Regions from separate parts of the Homo sapiens genome. Here region 2 is linked to region 1. Evidence: chromatin loops called from intact Hi-C (ENCODE). Cell type or tissue: PC-3. All regions are shown on one strand.

What was found. A loop is a pair of places that touch in the nucleus more often than their neighbours do. Peaks named below come from ENCODE experiments on the same cell type or tissue, not always from the same donor. Only the 100,000 strongest peaks of a DNase experiment are listed, where the experiment ranks them.
Region 2: it touches region 1 in a loop (4-fold over the local background); 6 of 110 quality-filtered maps call a loop at or near these places.

The regions. Positions count from the first base shown.
Region 1 is chrX:102,595,010-102,603,009 of GRCh38, reverse strand. It overlaps ARMCX5 (armadillo repeat containing X-linked 5), which reads right to left and starts at 3,495. Exons shown (of 4, transcript NM_001168478.2): 1 at 3,163-3,495; 2 at 1,978-2,090; 3 at 1,501-1,546; 4 at 1-1,130. The coding sequence starts at 868. ARMCX5-GPRASP2 (ARMCX5-GPRASP2 readthrough) reads right to left here and starts at 3,495. Exons shown (of 19, transcript NR_146584.3): 1 at 3,163-3,495; 2 at 1,501-1,546; 3 at 1,033-1,130. RefSeq lists enhancers at 3,196-3,245, 2,678-3,449. In PC-3, no CTCF peak of the experiment used is centred here; a DNase peak (open chromatin) is centred at 3,529; H3K4me3 peaks cover 2,859 bases; H3K27ac peaks cover 1,202 bases.
Region 2 is chrX:102,860,598-102,868,597 of GRCh38, reverse strand. ARMCX5-GPRASP2 (ARMCX5-GPRASP2 readthrough) reads right to left here. Exons shown (of 19, transcript NR_146584.3): 13 at 3,446-3,556. LINC00630 (long intergenic non-protein coding RNA 630) reads right to left here. Exons shown (of 12, transcript NR_146589.1): 4 at 3,446-3,556. Among named protein-coding and RNA genes, the nearest start is that of RAB40AL, 73 kb to the left of the region's middle. In PC-3, a CTCF peak has its summit at 4,678 (motif pointing right); a DNase peak (open chromatin) is centred at 4,667.

The DNA of each region.
Region 1 (8,000 bases):
TTTCCCTTTGCCTAATCTGTTTTTTGATCTCAGCTAAGGTCTGGTAATAAGGCCCATGATAAGGTGGGATCTTGGTCAAAGGTCGAATCCCCAGAGGAGTTTCAATCAAGGTCTCAACCAGGGTCCAGTTTCCTTCTGGAGGCAAGGATTGCTCCCCTCCTTCAACTGGAACTAGGACAATATACCTGGCCCTTGACCATGCTATTACCTTTTGTTTTATAGTAAGTGTGGGTTTGTGTGTGGGCTTGGGCTTTTCCTGGATCTTAGGTAGGGGCTTATAAACTTGAAGAGAGGTCTCTTCTTCAGGCCAGAACCAGGACCCTACACTAGGCTCTTCTCCAGTCCAGAACCAGGAGCATATATTTTCTTCATCCTCATCACTGGATTTCATCCCAATGCTGGTCTCTTCCCTTCTGTCAGGTCTGGACCCAGTATTGGCCTTATCATGTGACTTGGCATAGGACCTAATATTTGCCTCAATGACAGCAACAACCTTGACTTCAGACTTGGTTACAGTACTGACCCTAGACATAGGCATGGCCTTTGACTTGGTTTGTGGCACTATACTGCGTTCTGCCAGGGGTTTTGTCTTAGTCTCAACCATGACTCTAGTCTTAGTTGTATCTTCCACCTTGATCACTTCCCTTGTCACAGCCATAGCCTCCCTGTAGGTCACTGTATGTGTCCTGGTCATTGCTCCATCACCAGCTTTGGCCTGGGTCACTGATTCTGTTTTCAGTTCTGCCTCAGCCACTGCCTCGGCCTGGGTTTTACCATTCACTCTAGCAGTGGCAGGACCACTGATTCCATCTTGCAGGCCAGCCTCAGCCTTTCCTCTAGCCCTTGCTTCTGTCCCAGAGTCAACCATGTTCCAAGTTTAACGTAAGGACAAGTTATATACCCCCACCCGTCTCAGCCTTGACTGAAGTTTTGTCCCGGTTGGTGTTTTCACACAAAGTCCAGTAGTCACTCTGTCCCCTTTCCAACTACAGGCTCTGCCAGTGATATAGAAAACATGCAGAGGAAGCTCACTCAAGGTAGGGAAGGATGGCTGTGCATGGGCCCAGCCCTGTGGAGGGTGGTGGTCTTCAGCCACTCCAAGGCCACCAGATCTGCCACTGAAGTAGGACCTAGGGGTGGAGGAAGGAAATGGGGCTTTGAGTCTCTTCCAACTTTTTTCTCCTCATGCTGATCAGCACAGGGAGACAGGAGAATATGGTGATTCAGTGCTAGGTGAGAGAGGTAGATAATTAGCAAACTCTCTCTCCCTTCATTTCACCCACTCCCTACACTTCCAAGTGCCATCAGCCTTCTTTCCAGTCACCAAACAGGAGCATAAGGAGTAGGAAAACTGGATGAGAAGCTGAGGAATCCCTTTAGTGGTTCTTGACCCCTGCTGGAGCCAAGCAGCTCTCCACTACTCCATCCTACAGGTCTACCCAGGCAATCCCCACACTCATACCAACCTGCACTGATCTGGAGTAACTTTCTCCTCCTTACCTTGCTTCCAATGGTGACAAGCCCTACAGCAGATCTACAGGCAGACCTATGGACAAATAAACAAACAGGAGAATGTGGAAACTGATCTCCTGGTGACAGACCTTGGTCCCTTGCCCTTATTCTTGCCTTTCCAGATTTTGTCTAGTGTTTCCCTCCTCCTATCCCCTCTCCCCCACTGCTTTGTTTCAGGGCTACTCCTCCTCCTCCTTCCTATTGCCCACCATCTTCCTCTTCAGTGATTGCCCTAGAATGTCCCTCGTTCAGATTAGACTAGGTTCAAGCGTGAGAGCAGGACAAGCAGTGGAGAGTGGGAAAGGCAGCTTAGCATTCTGTACCCCCACAACTTACCAAGACTCCCAACTAAATCAGCAGCAGCAGGGGGTGGGGCAGATGGGAATAATTGGTAAAATGACAAAACAGAAGAGATGGAATTCTCTAGTCGAAGTTGCCCCCCTGTCCCTGTACCTTTACACCAACCTTAACAGATACAGGGCAATTTTCTCTTCTTCGTAATTTCCTAGTTTTAAGTTGGGTGACCATTTTACAAAACTTCACAACTGACAGTTCCACAGACCTGGGGACAGATCTACCTACAGGGATTCACAAAAACAGAGACCAATAAATGAAGACACAGGAGACAGTTGAGGCTGTTTTTGGTAGAGACCAGCACCTAGGGCACAGTTTCTTTCTGGATATAAGTACCTGTTTGGCAAACATTTTCTATCTCCCCTTTTTCTCCCACTCCTAAATCTCCAAGCCCCTCTGCTCTATTCTCAAAGTCTGACAATTCCTATACAGAGACAACTCAAACATCCCTACAAGGTAGTAGTAGTGGTGTTAGTAGGGACGAAATGCCTAGACAAACCACGGAGGCTGGGGAAAAAATGAAAAGTATTTATTTCCATATTTCATCTGGGTTCCTATGTTTCCTTCCTCTCTCCCAAAGCCTATCATTTTCTGCAACATAATGCGGGTAAGGGAGGACATGTTAGGAAAGCTGGCAGAGAGTTCTGGAGGCTCCCTTACACTCCTGCCTACTCTAATCTTAGCCATCTACCACCTCCAAGTACTGCCTCCCAAGTACTGCCCACTCTGTACAAACCAGGCCAATTTTCTTTTCCTTCTCCTCTCCCCTTGAGGTCTGCTGTCCCCTACAGATCTTTACAGAAACATGGAGTGCTGCAAACTTAGGAACAGATTTACACATAAAAACGCGTGATACACACCCAAAGAACAAATGAAAAGACAGAGAGAGAGACGTGGTTATTAATGGTCAGACCAGTAACCAAGACATGAGACCCTTTTCAAATCCAGAGCCTTGATTATCAAACATTTACAACCTCTTTTTACATTCTCTCCCTCTCAGGGCTCCCCAGACAACTGTCCTCGCCTGTGGAAGTAGCCCTCTCTTCCTCATCTAGTCTGCCTTTTCCCTGCTAGAAGCTGCAACCTTTTTCTTCCCAAGCATGGTCTGAGGTGAACCGAGTGTATGGAAATCAAGCTAGCAAAAGGTAGATCATTTTTTTTTAATTGTTGTGTGCCATTCCAATTACCCATCTCTCTCTCCTTCTCACCGCCCGCCTCCCATGACCAGGTCGCGTATCCAGTGTTCACCTCTGATACCCACATCCACCCCCAAGCGATGCGCACCTTCTCACTGACCTTCTCTGCTTGGATCAGAGGCAGTTTTCTTATTTCCTTGCCTCGAGGTGCTGTGTCATACAGCAGCAGGAACAGACAGTCAGACACAAGGACTCGAGGCAATGGCGGCGGCTGTGTATGGGGATTGACTCGGCACCTGGGACTCAAGACGAGATAACCGCTTTATCAGATTAAAGACTGCGATTGGCAAACTGTTGTCACTTTTGGTATTCTTTTCTCCTTCCTGTTCCCAGGGCTCCTCAGAACCTCGCGCGTAGTTACCATTTAACATCTACCTTTTCCTCCGCAGACGAGGTTCTTCCACGTCCGCGTTACCCACAACGGCAGTGGGAGGAGCTAGAGCGTAGTTTATGGGGATCCGGCTTATGGAAGCGGAGTGATATCAGGCTTTGTTTAGCGCCGCGACTCTTTTCTGTCGGAGGGCTCCCTGTCCTGTACCCTGTGGCCGCTTCAGGTATTGGAATGCGCAGGGACGAATTCCGGATATAGGGAAAACGGCGCTGGAACAAGAGAGGCAGACAAATACCAGAGTGTTTCTGTATTAGTTCCCCTTTTGCGGGAGCTCCCCCCACCAAGCCTACCATTCTTTCCTGAACTGAAATGCACATGGGTTTCCAGCTGTGGTGTCAGGAAATCTCTTCTGGCCTGACAGGCGGAAGTGTTCCAGTCTTTCGAAGTTCGTTCTCCAAACACAGAGGCCCACTGAAATGGGCGGTCTCGGGGTGGGGCCCAGGGTAGGAAAGTCAGCAAAGAGAGTCAAGACTGAGATAGGAGGATACATACTAATCGATTCCACAAACTTTGTGTTCCTTCGAGTCCTCCCTCCCAGCCCTTAATTTTCATTTTCTTTTTTTTTTTTTTAAGTTCTAGGATACATGTGCAGGATGTGCGTGTTTGTTAAATAGGCAAACGTGTGCCGTGGTGGCTTGCTGCACCAATCAACCTATGACCTAGGTATTAAGCCTGGCATGCATTAGCTATTTTTCCTAAGGCTTTCCCTCACCGCCCCCCACAACCCCTGACAGGTCCCAGTGCGTGTTTTTCCCCTCCCTGTGTACATGTGTTCTCATTGTTCAGCTTCCACTTATAAGGGAGAACATGCAGTATTTGTTTTCTGTTGCTGCATTAGTTTGCTGAGGATAATGGCTTCCAGCTCGATCCATGTCCCTACAAAGGACATGATCTCATTCTTTATTATGGCTGCATGGTATTTCATGGTGTATATGCACCACATTTTCTTAATGTTATCACTGATGGGCATTTGGGTTGATGCCACGTCTTTGCTATTGTGAATAGTGCGGCAATGAATATACGTGTGCGTGTATCTTTGTAATAGAATGATTTATATTCCTTTGGGTATATACCCAGTAATGGGATTGCTGGGTCAAATGGTATTTCTGGTTCTAGATATTTGAGGAATTGCCACACCGTCTTCCACAATGGTTGAACTAATTTACATTCCCACCAATGTAAAAGCGTTCCCATTTCTCTGCAACTTTGCCAGCATCTCTTGTTTCTTAACTTTGTATTAATTGCCGTTATGACTGGTGTGAGATGGTATCTCATTGTGATTTTGATTTGCATTTCTCTAATGATCAGTGATGTTGAGCTTTTTTCCATGTGTTTGTTGGCCACATAAATGTCTTCTTTTGAGAAGTGTCTGTTCATGTCCTTTGCCCACTTTTTAATGGGGTTGTTTGTTTTTTTCTCGTAAATGTAAGTTCCTTGTAGATTCTGGATATTAGACCTTTGTCAGATAGATAGACTGCAAAAATTTTCTCTTCTGTAGGTTACCTGTTCACTCGGATGATAGTTTCTTTTTCTGTGCAGAAGCTCTTTAGTTTAATTAGATCCCATTTGTCAAATTTTGCTTTTGTTGCAATTGCTTTTGGCAATTTGCCTGTGCCTGTGTCCTGAATGGTATTGCCTAAATTTTCTTCCAGGGTTTTTATAGTTTTGAGTTTGACATTTAAGTCTTTAATCCATCTTGAGTTAAATTTTGTATAAGGTGTAAGCAAGGGGTCAAGTTTCAGTTTTCTACATATGGCTAGCCAGTTTTCCCAGCACCATTTATTAAATAGGTAATCCTTTCCCCATTGCTTGTTTTTGTCAGGTTTGTCGAAGATCAAATAGCTGTATATGTGCAGTCTTATTTCTGAGTTCTCTATTCTGTTCGACTGGTCTATGTGTCTGTTTTTGTACCAGAACCATGCTGTTCTACAAGGTTACTGTAGCCTTGTAGTATAGTTTGAAGTCAGGTAGTGTGATGCCTCCAGCTTTGTTCTTTTTACTTAGGATTGTCTTGGCTATACGAGCTCTTTTTTGGCTCTGCGTGAATTTTAAAATAGTTTCTTCTAATTCGGTGAGAAATGTCAATGGTAGTTTGATGGGAATAGCATTGAATCTATAAATTACTTTGGGCAGTATGGCCATTTTCACGATATTGATTCTTCCTATCCATGAGCATGGAATGTTTTTCTATCTGCTTGTTTCCTCTTTGATTTCCTTGAGCAGTGGTTTGTAGTTCCCCTTGAGTAATGATCTTACTGCTAAAGTATGTCTATCAACTGATAAAATTTTAAAATCATCATTCATTTTCATAATAACTGCTGTTTTATGACTTATGTAATTATCTTAGGAACATTTCAGACATTTGAAAGATCCAAAGCAGAAAAGGTATCTTATATACACCTTAAAAAATGAGGATATCAGAGAATAACCTAAGTATATTATTAGCGCCAGGCTTCATTTCTCTTTTTTGGGTGGCAGGCGCTATGAACAGTAAGTTGAAGCAAGGAGAAAAAAAAATGCCCTTGCTCCAAGATTTTTACTTGGCCTTCAACTTTTAGCCAGAAAGCCCATTGGAGATTCAAGTTGATTTTTATTGTTAAAGGAATACTCATACTTCTAATCTTACATTCTACCAAAAAGAAAAGTGACTTAATGCTTTCTCTAAGTACACCTCACGGCATTGCTTGAGAGCTGAAAGATCCAACACATGTTAGCAATTGTTAGTAGCAATTTTAGGTACTTAATTATCCATTCACTATTAATCACTTGGTGCATATTCTTCAGATTGTTTCTCTTTCTGTAATGTATTCTCAGATATCAAAACACTCCAATGTATAAACATGTAAAATACATTTCTTTGCAAAATCGTGATTACCCTCTGAGTAATATATTACCTTACCTCTTTTCCTTATTATGATATCTCTGGATTTTTATTTGCCATTTCATTTGGTTGAGCATATTTTCAAATATTTATTGTATATTTACATAGTTCTTTGTGCATTCTGTTATTATTTGCCAATTTCTCTATTTGTTAAGAGATCTTTGTATGCCAAGCATACTAACCCCATGTCTTCAATATAGATCATAAATATTTTCCTACACCTTTTTTGTGTGTATGTATGTATGTATATATGTGTGCATATATATATGCACTTATAAATAATTTATATTCTATTTATGCACAACTTGTGTATGCTATATATGGAGAAAGCTATACCAAAGACATTGATATGTAGTTATATGTATATAAAGCCATATGTATATATACATATATCTCTATACATAAGACATTTCAAATTTTATAGTTTTTTTAATTTTAAAATGTAGTATAGTTCGCTATTTAAGAGCAAATACAAACAATATACGTGAGGACATTGAAAGTCTATTGAAAGTCCACATGATGGGATAGAAAAATATTGGGATGTTTAGTATTTCCAGGGCTTGAGTCCCTGAAAAGTAATTCACAGTATTTTTTCTCTGGGGAAAGTCACTTCTCGTAACACTTGATATGAGTCATGGTAATAAAAATGGTAGGATCAAGGGAGATAAAAAATGTATAATACCTGGAATATAGTATTTCTAAAAGTTTTAATACCCTACCCCTTACTTCAGTTTTTCTATGTCAACAACCTGTGTTTCTGCCTGAATGACACAGCACCTCAGGGACTAGTCATTACCCATGACCCCCAACACCTAGGCCTCTTGGTACAGGGAGCAGGATTTCACCTACACCATCATTATTTTCATCATCAATAGAGTTGTTAAGTTAGTGAGGGCCACATCTTGGATGTGAACATGATGATATGAACAGTATGACATGGCTTTAGGGCCAGTACTCTTAACCACTGCACCACAGAACCTCTGTCCCAGAGATACCATGATCGCCAGAATCAGTGAGCATTTATGTGGTCACTCTCAACATCCCCTGTGGCCTATGTGCTGTGAAATATCAAGATAACCACTGAACAAGGTCTAGGTCTGTGTGGAAGTTATGATGACCTCTGTAAAACTGCATTAATGTATAAAAGAGAAGGGAAGCCTCACTGGAGATGTCAGAGTCTCCTTGAAGAGGAGCTGTACCCAGAACAATGGGCAGGACTTATGGAGGCTGGATGGGTAGAAGGGAGAGGGAGTCTAGTATGACTGGAGTGAAGACTGGGGTCCTCTCAGGTGAATAGACAGGGCTCAGAGATAACTGACTGGACACTACAGGGGTCTGAGGTCATCCTGGTGTAGGACCAATTAAGGAAAGAACACATTGGTTTCTACAGGATGCTACATAGTTCCTTTATACAATGAATTGGCACAAATGTTAGTAAGAAGAAAAGTGCCCATGTATCTGCCAGTCATTCATGGCGGCAGAGAAGAACCAGGAGCACTGAGAGTAGTAAAGATAAATTGCTGTTCAGTTTCCTAAGCCTTCATTAGTAGGAAGTGGATTTCAAAGGAAATTGTTTATAATTAATCAAACCTGTCCGTCTGAAAATTATATACTCCCCTTAAATTTTCTCTGACTCTAAGTTTCATGGACTCCAATCTACCAGCGA
Region 2 (8,000 bases), 270 kb before region 1:
GAGAAAGGTCAGGTTACCCACAAAGGGAAGCCCATCAGACTAACAGCTGACCCCTTGGCAGAAACTCTACAAGCCAGAAGAGAGTGGGGGCCAATATTCAACATTCTTAAAGAAAAGAATTTTCAACACAGAATGTCATATCCAGCCAAACTAAGCTTCATAAGTGTGGGAGAAATAAAATACTTTACAGACAAGCAAATGCTGAGAGATTTTGTCACCACCAGGCCTGCCCTACAAGAGCTCCTGAAGGACGCGCTAAACATGGAAAGGAACAACCAGAACCAGTCACTGCAAAAACATGCCAAATTGTAAAGACCATCGATGCTAGGAAGAAACTGCATCAACTAATGGGCAAAATAACCAGCTAACATCATAATGACAGGATCAAATTCACACATAACAATATTAACCTTAAATGTAAACAGGCTAAATGCCTCAATGAAAAGACACAGACTGGAAAATTGGATAAAGAGTCAAGACCCATTGGTGTGCTGTATTCAGGAGACCCATCTCACGTGCAAAGGCACACATAGGCTTGACATAAAGGGAAGGAGGAATATTTACCAAGCAAATGGAAGCAAAAAAAAAGCAGGTGTCAGTTTATTTTTGATGAGTTTAATCTAATTGGCTGCATATTTTGTGACTTATTTATTTATATTTAGTACTATCTTTTCGAGATTTTTTTTTTCAGTCAATAAATTTAGACTTTGCACTTCTAACTAGCTTGATACAGCTCCAGACAAAGCTAAGAGTCTAGGTAAGCAGTCAATCTGGTTGTGGATTGTATCAGAAAAATGACTTTAGCAACTTATTTAGAGAGGCTATGCTCAGGTTCCCGCATCCATAAAAATTGGTATAATAACACTCATTCCCCTTTTATTTTGCAGACATCATAAAAATACATAAGATAATTAAAGGAACCCAAATATATGGGAATAAACATATAAACCTGAGGTAGGACTGTTATTATAATGATGATAAACAATGAGCATATTCAAATTCTGAGTAATTAATACAAACTGTCCAAGACCATTTTTAAATATTGCATGCATATGGCAACTTGGAAAGCAAGAAGGAATCACAAGCTGGGCTATTGGGAAAGTTTGAGAGTCCTAATCCTGCCAGAGGCACTGCAAGGTGTAGTCACTTGCAACATTCCTGTCTGACAGCTCCCAGGTGACTAGATAGATTTGTGTCTTTCCCACCAGCCTGTGCTGAAAAAGTCTTCCCTGTTATTTAAAAACAGGCATGGTTCCTCTCACTTCTGGTAGGAGCAAAGGCCAGTGGCCTGATGGGACAAATAACCTTTCCTTCTCTGACCCCAGAAAATATCCATATTAATTGGAATTGAATATTGAAATGTACCACCTTTGCATACGTCTAAAACTTGCAGCCTCTGGCTTCATTATGAGTCAGATGCCAAATGGGAAAGATAGTGGGTGGGTCCTGAAACAAGGCTTTGAGTGTTTTCTGCATCTCTGTGAGCAGCCAGGCTTTCTACTGCTTGTACCATTAAAGTTGAATATAAAACTGTCATTTAAAAGAAAGAGTGCCAGAGCATCTCTTTCCTTCCCCACTGTATTGTGGGTCCATTGACACTTCCATAGAGCTTCGAAGTCCCCTTTCTGACAAGGTTTCTCTTCCAATTATTTTCTTCTTCTTCAGCTTTGAATTTATTCTTGTTCATACTTATCTCAGTTGCAATTTTTCATTTATCTGCAGGTTTATTTGATTAGTGCCTTCCTTGCCAACCAAAGAGTAAATTAGAATAAATCAGGGGCTATATTTATTTTTACTAGGGCTGCCATATTTATCACAGACAAACAAGTAAACAAATAAAATAAAAAGTTACAGGACACTCAGCTAAATTTGAATTTCAGATAAACATGGAATAATTTTTAGTATAAGAATGTTGTTTATCTAAAATTCAAATTTAACTAGGAATCCTGTATTTTATCCTGCAACATTTTTAGTCACAGTTTACCTTCAGGGCTTATCATAGTATTAAGAACATTGTAAGAGTTCAATTAAAATGTCTTGAATGGATGAATGCCAGATTGCAGGGAGGAAAGTATCATAACATCTTAGACAGTTGCAAATACATAAGATTGCATACTTGTATACTTATAATCCATTTCCAAAAACACTTCCTTAAAGTAAATTTTCAAAAGCCAGGAACAACCCATAGAGCTCATAGATAAAACTTTTGCAGAGTAGTAGTCAGTAAAAATGTCATACCACAATTCCACCATCAACATATTTTCGATTCTCCTGATATCTATACAGAAAAGGTAACAAAAAATCATATACACATCACATAATTAACTAAAAACCAAATTTGAACCAAAAAGACTCTCTTCATTTTTTACAGTGTTGATTGAAATACAGTAGGCAAAACTTACAAAATATGTAGTTGTAAGTAGAAACATTCACTAGAGATCAAAGGGTGTAGAAATAGCCAGGAAAACTGGCAAATAACCCTCATAAGGTTTTGAGTGTACCTCAGATATTGTTCTTTGTCATCATTGCTATAATTGTTTGACCTAATTGCTGTCTATAAATTAAAAAGCAGATTATTGTCTTCTCAGACCGTTTTCATGTTTCTCTTTTCTTTCATTAATTTCAACAAATACTGAATGTCTATTGTGTGTAAGACAATGTCTAAAACAAAATAAAAATCCGTGTACATATGAAAAAAAAATATGGTACTGACCTGGTCTTCTGTTGTACCACAGTAATGACCAAACGTTTTCATACAAAAGAATTGATGCATATGTTTTACATAAAAATGAATGCATATAGGGCCGGGTGTGGTGGCTGACGCCTGTAATCCCAGCACTGTAGAAGGCCGAGGCAGGCGGATTACGAGCTCAAGAGATGGAGACCATCCTGGCCAACATGGTGAAACCTCGACTATACTAAAAATACAAAAAATTAGCTGGGCGTGGTGGTGCGTGCCTACAGTCCTAGCTACTCAGGAGGCTGAGGCAGGAGAATCGCTTGAACCCAGGAGGCGGAGGTTGCAGTGAGCTGAGATCACACCATTGCATTCCAGCCTGGCAACAGGCGATACTCCGTCTCAAAAAAAAAAAAAAAAAAAGAATGCGTATAAAGAGTGCCTGTGTCCTAGCCCTTCTGCCTCTGTCCTGTAAGTCCAAGCAATGATCATTCCTCTTCCCCCTTTCCCTCATCGCTACATCAGGATGTGCTTGTGTACAAAATTTGATTGCATCTGATCACTTCCACGTCTTCCAATTGTGGCAATGGCATGACAGCAGGTCCATGACGGAGTCCAGGACCCACCCTATGTGATAGGATGTCAGCATTAACTAATTTCTTCAGTCCTCTGTGGCCGACCTCACATGCCTCCCCTTGGGGAGTTTAAATGGCACAACTCTATGTGTGCCACTATGTCAATACATATCAAAGGGTACACACCACTTACATAAACAATTTCCCTTGTAGAAATTCATCTTCAGAATGTAGTGAAGAATGTTGATAAGCATCTGGTTATAAGGACTGCCATCCTGATAATTCTCTTTTGTCACTTCTGAGCCTGAATTTGGGAAGAGAAACCAAATGAGACACAAACCCACAAAAGGGCAGAGGGAAATGTGGTTGTCAGCATACACACACACACACACACACACACACACTCACTCACACAAACTGAGACATTTATCATGTTGTGTTATATTTCTCCTAAGACAGCTTGCTGGACTCAAGGAAGACACATTCAACTCACTAGCGCAAATAGCCACAGGAATTGTGCCTGTAACTGTGCCCTTCAGCAGTGCACAGACTCTGAAAAGATGCCATCCACACAGTGTAGATAATAGGAAATATCAGGACAGTCTGAATAACAAGAAGTTGTGAAAATTGATTATGTTACATCCATAGGATGGAATTCCAGAAGGCAACAAAAACGAGTTATAATGAAAGTAATGATGAGAGATGACTTCTTGTGTACCAAATTAATGATTCTCATTATTTCTAATGTGTGGAGAACTAGGTACTTTCATACTGTGATATAGGCAATATAAATTAGTAATAGTATTTTGAATTGATTATTAATATAAAATGTTATAGTTCAAAGGGTTTTAAAATGAAACTTTTAGGAACTTACTATAAATAAATGCTTACAAACATATTTGCATATACACGAGCATGGCGTTAAGTACATTATTTTCGGTCATAGAAATGGTAAGGGAACTAAATTTTCATTGCTATAATACTAGTGAAATAAATTTGAGGGTATCCACACAATGAAATACATAGTCCAAAAAAAAAAAGTGAGATTTTGTGTTTAAGTATTTTAAGATGTTATCACAGACGTATATTTCCATGAAAAGATGGTTATAATAAGGGCAAACTTGGGTTACAAAGATAATAAAAGATCTGCATCCATTTTAGCTTACCCAGGTCTCCAGCTATTTATCCATATGTCTCAAAGCATTTAAAATATATATTTATTATTCTGACATAGTTTTCTCTTCCACATAGTAAAAGGCTCCATTTTTTTAATGGAGGCTGTCAGTATTCCTACACACTGGGAATGCCCAATTTTCCACTCAGACTTCTAGAAAACTCTGTAGGGCGGGGCTTGGGCCACAACTCCTCCCTCCCACTTTCCTACTGTGATGTTCAAGCTGCATGCAGTTCAGGCTTCAGTCACGAGGGGGCACCACCGTACCACCATTGTCAAACTTCTCCACAGACGTGTTTGCATGGAGCAAAAAAAAAATACCTCACTTAAAACCCAGGGTATGAATTTACATATAGAATGACTCTAATTCTGTCAGAATAAAATTGATAAGTGTAAAAGAAGACAGTAAAATCCTCTACTCTGGGGCATCCATAAGATGAAACATGAGATACCTCTGGTGCACACTGGCAGCCCGTGGCAGGCAGAATTATTGTAATTTGGTATATTTTTGAAAGTTTAGTGACTATGTATATTGCATTTTATGTGAATTATCTGTTCATATCTTTTGATGATTTCTCTACTCATTATTAAGACTTCTTCCATATCAAGGATATTATGTATTAACCATTCGAAATACTAAATATAGATAGCAAATAAACATATGAACTAGTGAAAGACTATACAATTTCTGTGTTTAAAAGCAATACAACAGAATTGAACACAAATGAGCAAAGACATCAATCATATCAATAACAATAAATTGGCTTAACTCATCTATTAAAAGTATTTCAGATTGCCTATTGAAGAAAAATCCAAAGCTGTGCTTTTCCAAGTGATACACGTAAAACAAACGTATTCATATAGGTTAAAAATGTAAGGATAAATATATACTAGGCAGTTGACAATATAAAGAAAGTAAGGGTTACAATCTTGATAATTAAAAGAAAAAAACTGAGACCAAAATGGATTTAAAGAGACAAAAAAACACAGTTGATAAAGTCAAAGGCTACAATTCACAAGGAAGATGGGAGCTACTCATATATGCAGTCATGTGGTAAAAATATTGATAGAGCAAAAACTACAGTAGTGCAAAGAGAAGTAGGAAGAAGCACACCATTTAATAATAGAAATTCTACCACATTTCCTATAATCCAAAAACGTTCAGGTGGAGAAAAATTTAACAACTGTAGAGAAGACTTAAGCAACATAATTCCAAGGGTAGATCTTACAGATACACTTATTCTAAATTGTGAAGCCTAATATTAGGCAACACACCTACTTTTCATATAAACATGGATCATTCATGAAAATTGACTCTATCTGAGGCTATTAAACAAAACTTGCACCCAAATGGAAATAGATTAAAGTTGCAGAATTTGGTGCATATAATCATAATGAAAACAGAGGATGTACGAATTTAGCTAGAGTTGCTATCAGAGGCTATTTTAAAGCATTAAATACCTATATCAATAAAAATGAAAATGAGTTAAACATTCAATTCAGAAAGCCTGATAAAGAACCACAATGTAAACTAAAAGAATGCAGACAAAAAGAATACTTAATGGTAAAATTAGAAGTGAATATGTAAAGAAATAACATCTCAGCACAGTTGGGATGAGAAGGAAGCAAACATTGGTGCTGTGAATAATGTGTCAAAAACTGTGCTGGGATCTGGAGGAGGGTTTCCTCTTGAACTCCTCACAATGCTCTCTTGAGTATAAGAATCAAGTTTGTGTGTGTGTGTGTACATATAGACATATAATGTTAAATTAGCTAGTTGGAGGACAAGAACACCTATAGTATTAATGTGTGTGTGTGGTTGTATGAAGACAAATATGCAAAAGAATACTATATTTTGTCTAGGGACGCTCTCATATGTAGTAAAGTAATAAAAAAAAAAGTGGAATAAATACCGCATTCTGGATATTGATTATTTCTAGGAGTGAAGAAAGGGTCATGGAGGAGTAAAGTTTTTCTTAACTTGGATTAATTTTATAGTTCTCTATACTTTTTATCTGAAATATTTCATAAGTAGCAGGGGTTTTAAGGGATATAGTGTTTTTTTCATAAGTATAATCCATACTCAGCAAAGGCTTAATATTGGGCCAAGTAGTGAAGTTAAAAATACCAGTCCCATCATAAACTGGGCGCAGTGGCTCACGCCTGTAATCCCAGCACTTAGGGAGGCCAAGGCAGGTGGATCACTTGAAGCCAGGAGTTCGAGACCACCAGCCTGGCCAATACAGCAAAACCCGTCTGTACTAAAAATACAAAAAAAAAAAAAAAATTAGCTGAGTGGTCAATATGTTACATGTATGCCATTTCCAATCAGATGCATTGTTTAAGAACTGAGGCTGATCAACTGGTAAAGGGTTCAGTGGGAAGCAAATCTGGGGCAAGGCACGGTGGCTCCTGCCTGTGATCACAGAATTTTGGGAGGCCGAGGAGGGAGGATTCCTTGAGCCCAGGAGTTCAAGATGAGCCTGAACAACATAGTGAGGTTCCATCTCTACCAAAAAAAAAATTAAAAATTAGGCAGAAGTGGTGGCACACGGCTGTAGTCCCAGCTACTCAGGATGTCAGGTGTCTCACACCTGTAATCCCATCTACTCGGGAGGCTGAGGCAGGAGAATCAACTGAACCCGGGAGGCAGAAGCTGCTGTGATCCGAGATCACGCCACTGCACTCCAGCCTGCGTAACACAGCAAGACTCTGTGTCAAAAAAAAAAAAATTAATCCTATCATGGTTGAAATTAACATTGGGCTATGTTCTTTGGGATTTATTTTGTGTATACGTGTATGCACATGCACACTGTACATGCATTACATATACAACTCATATAATAATTAAAATACCATATGTATAGTTTAGTACCCTGTATTTTTTGTTATTTTAGTTTTCCTTTTACCTTAAGTACTAACATGTGGATGAGGCATTCTGGTTAAATTACAAGGTAAAAGATATGATACAACTTTGCTTTTTTTTTTTTTTTAAGGTTCTTGCTCTATCACCCAGGCTGTAGTACAGTGGTGTGATCACAGCTTACTGCAGACTTGACTTCCTGGGCTCAAGCAGTCCTCCCACCTCAGCATCCTCAGTAGCTGGGACTACAGCCATGTGCCATCACTCCTGCCTAATTTTTAAAAATTTTTTGTAGAGATGGGATCTCACTATGTTGTTCAGGCTCATCTTGAACTCCCAGGCTCAAGGAATCCTCCCACCTCGGCCTCCCAAAGTTCTGTGATCACAGGGAGGAGCCACCGTGCCTTGCCCCAAATTTGCTTCCCAATTAACCCTTTACCAGTTGATCCAGCCTCAATTCTTAAACAATGCATCTGATTGGAAATGGCATACAGGTAACATATTGAATAATATGATATGTTTGGGTCTGCTCATGAGATTTCTATAGACTTCCTTTAATCTATATATCAAACACTGTCCAACAGTTAATTCATTATAGGTTCATGAAACATAATACCTGGCCATGTATTCCTACTCCTATTATTCACCCTTTTGATAGTTAAAATGAATAATAATAAAATATGCTAACAATTATAGGGTATATAGTATTAA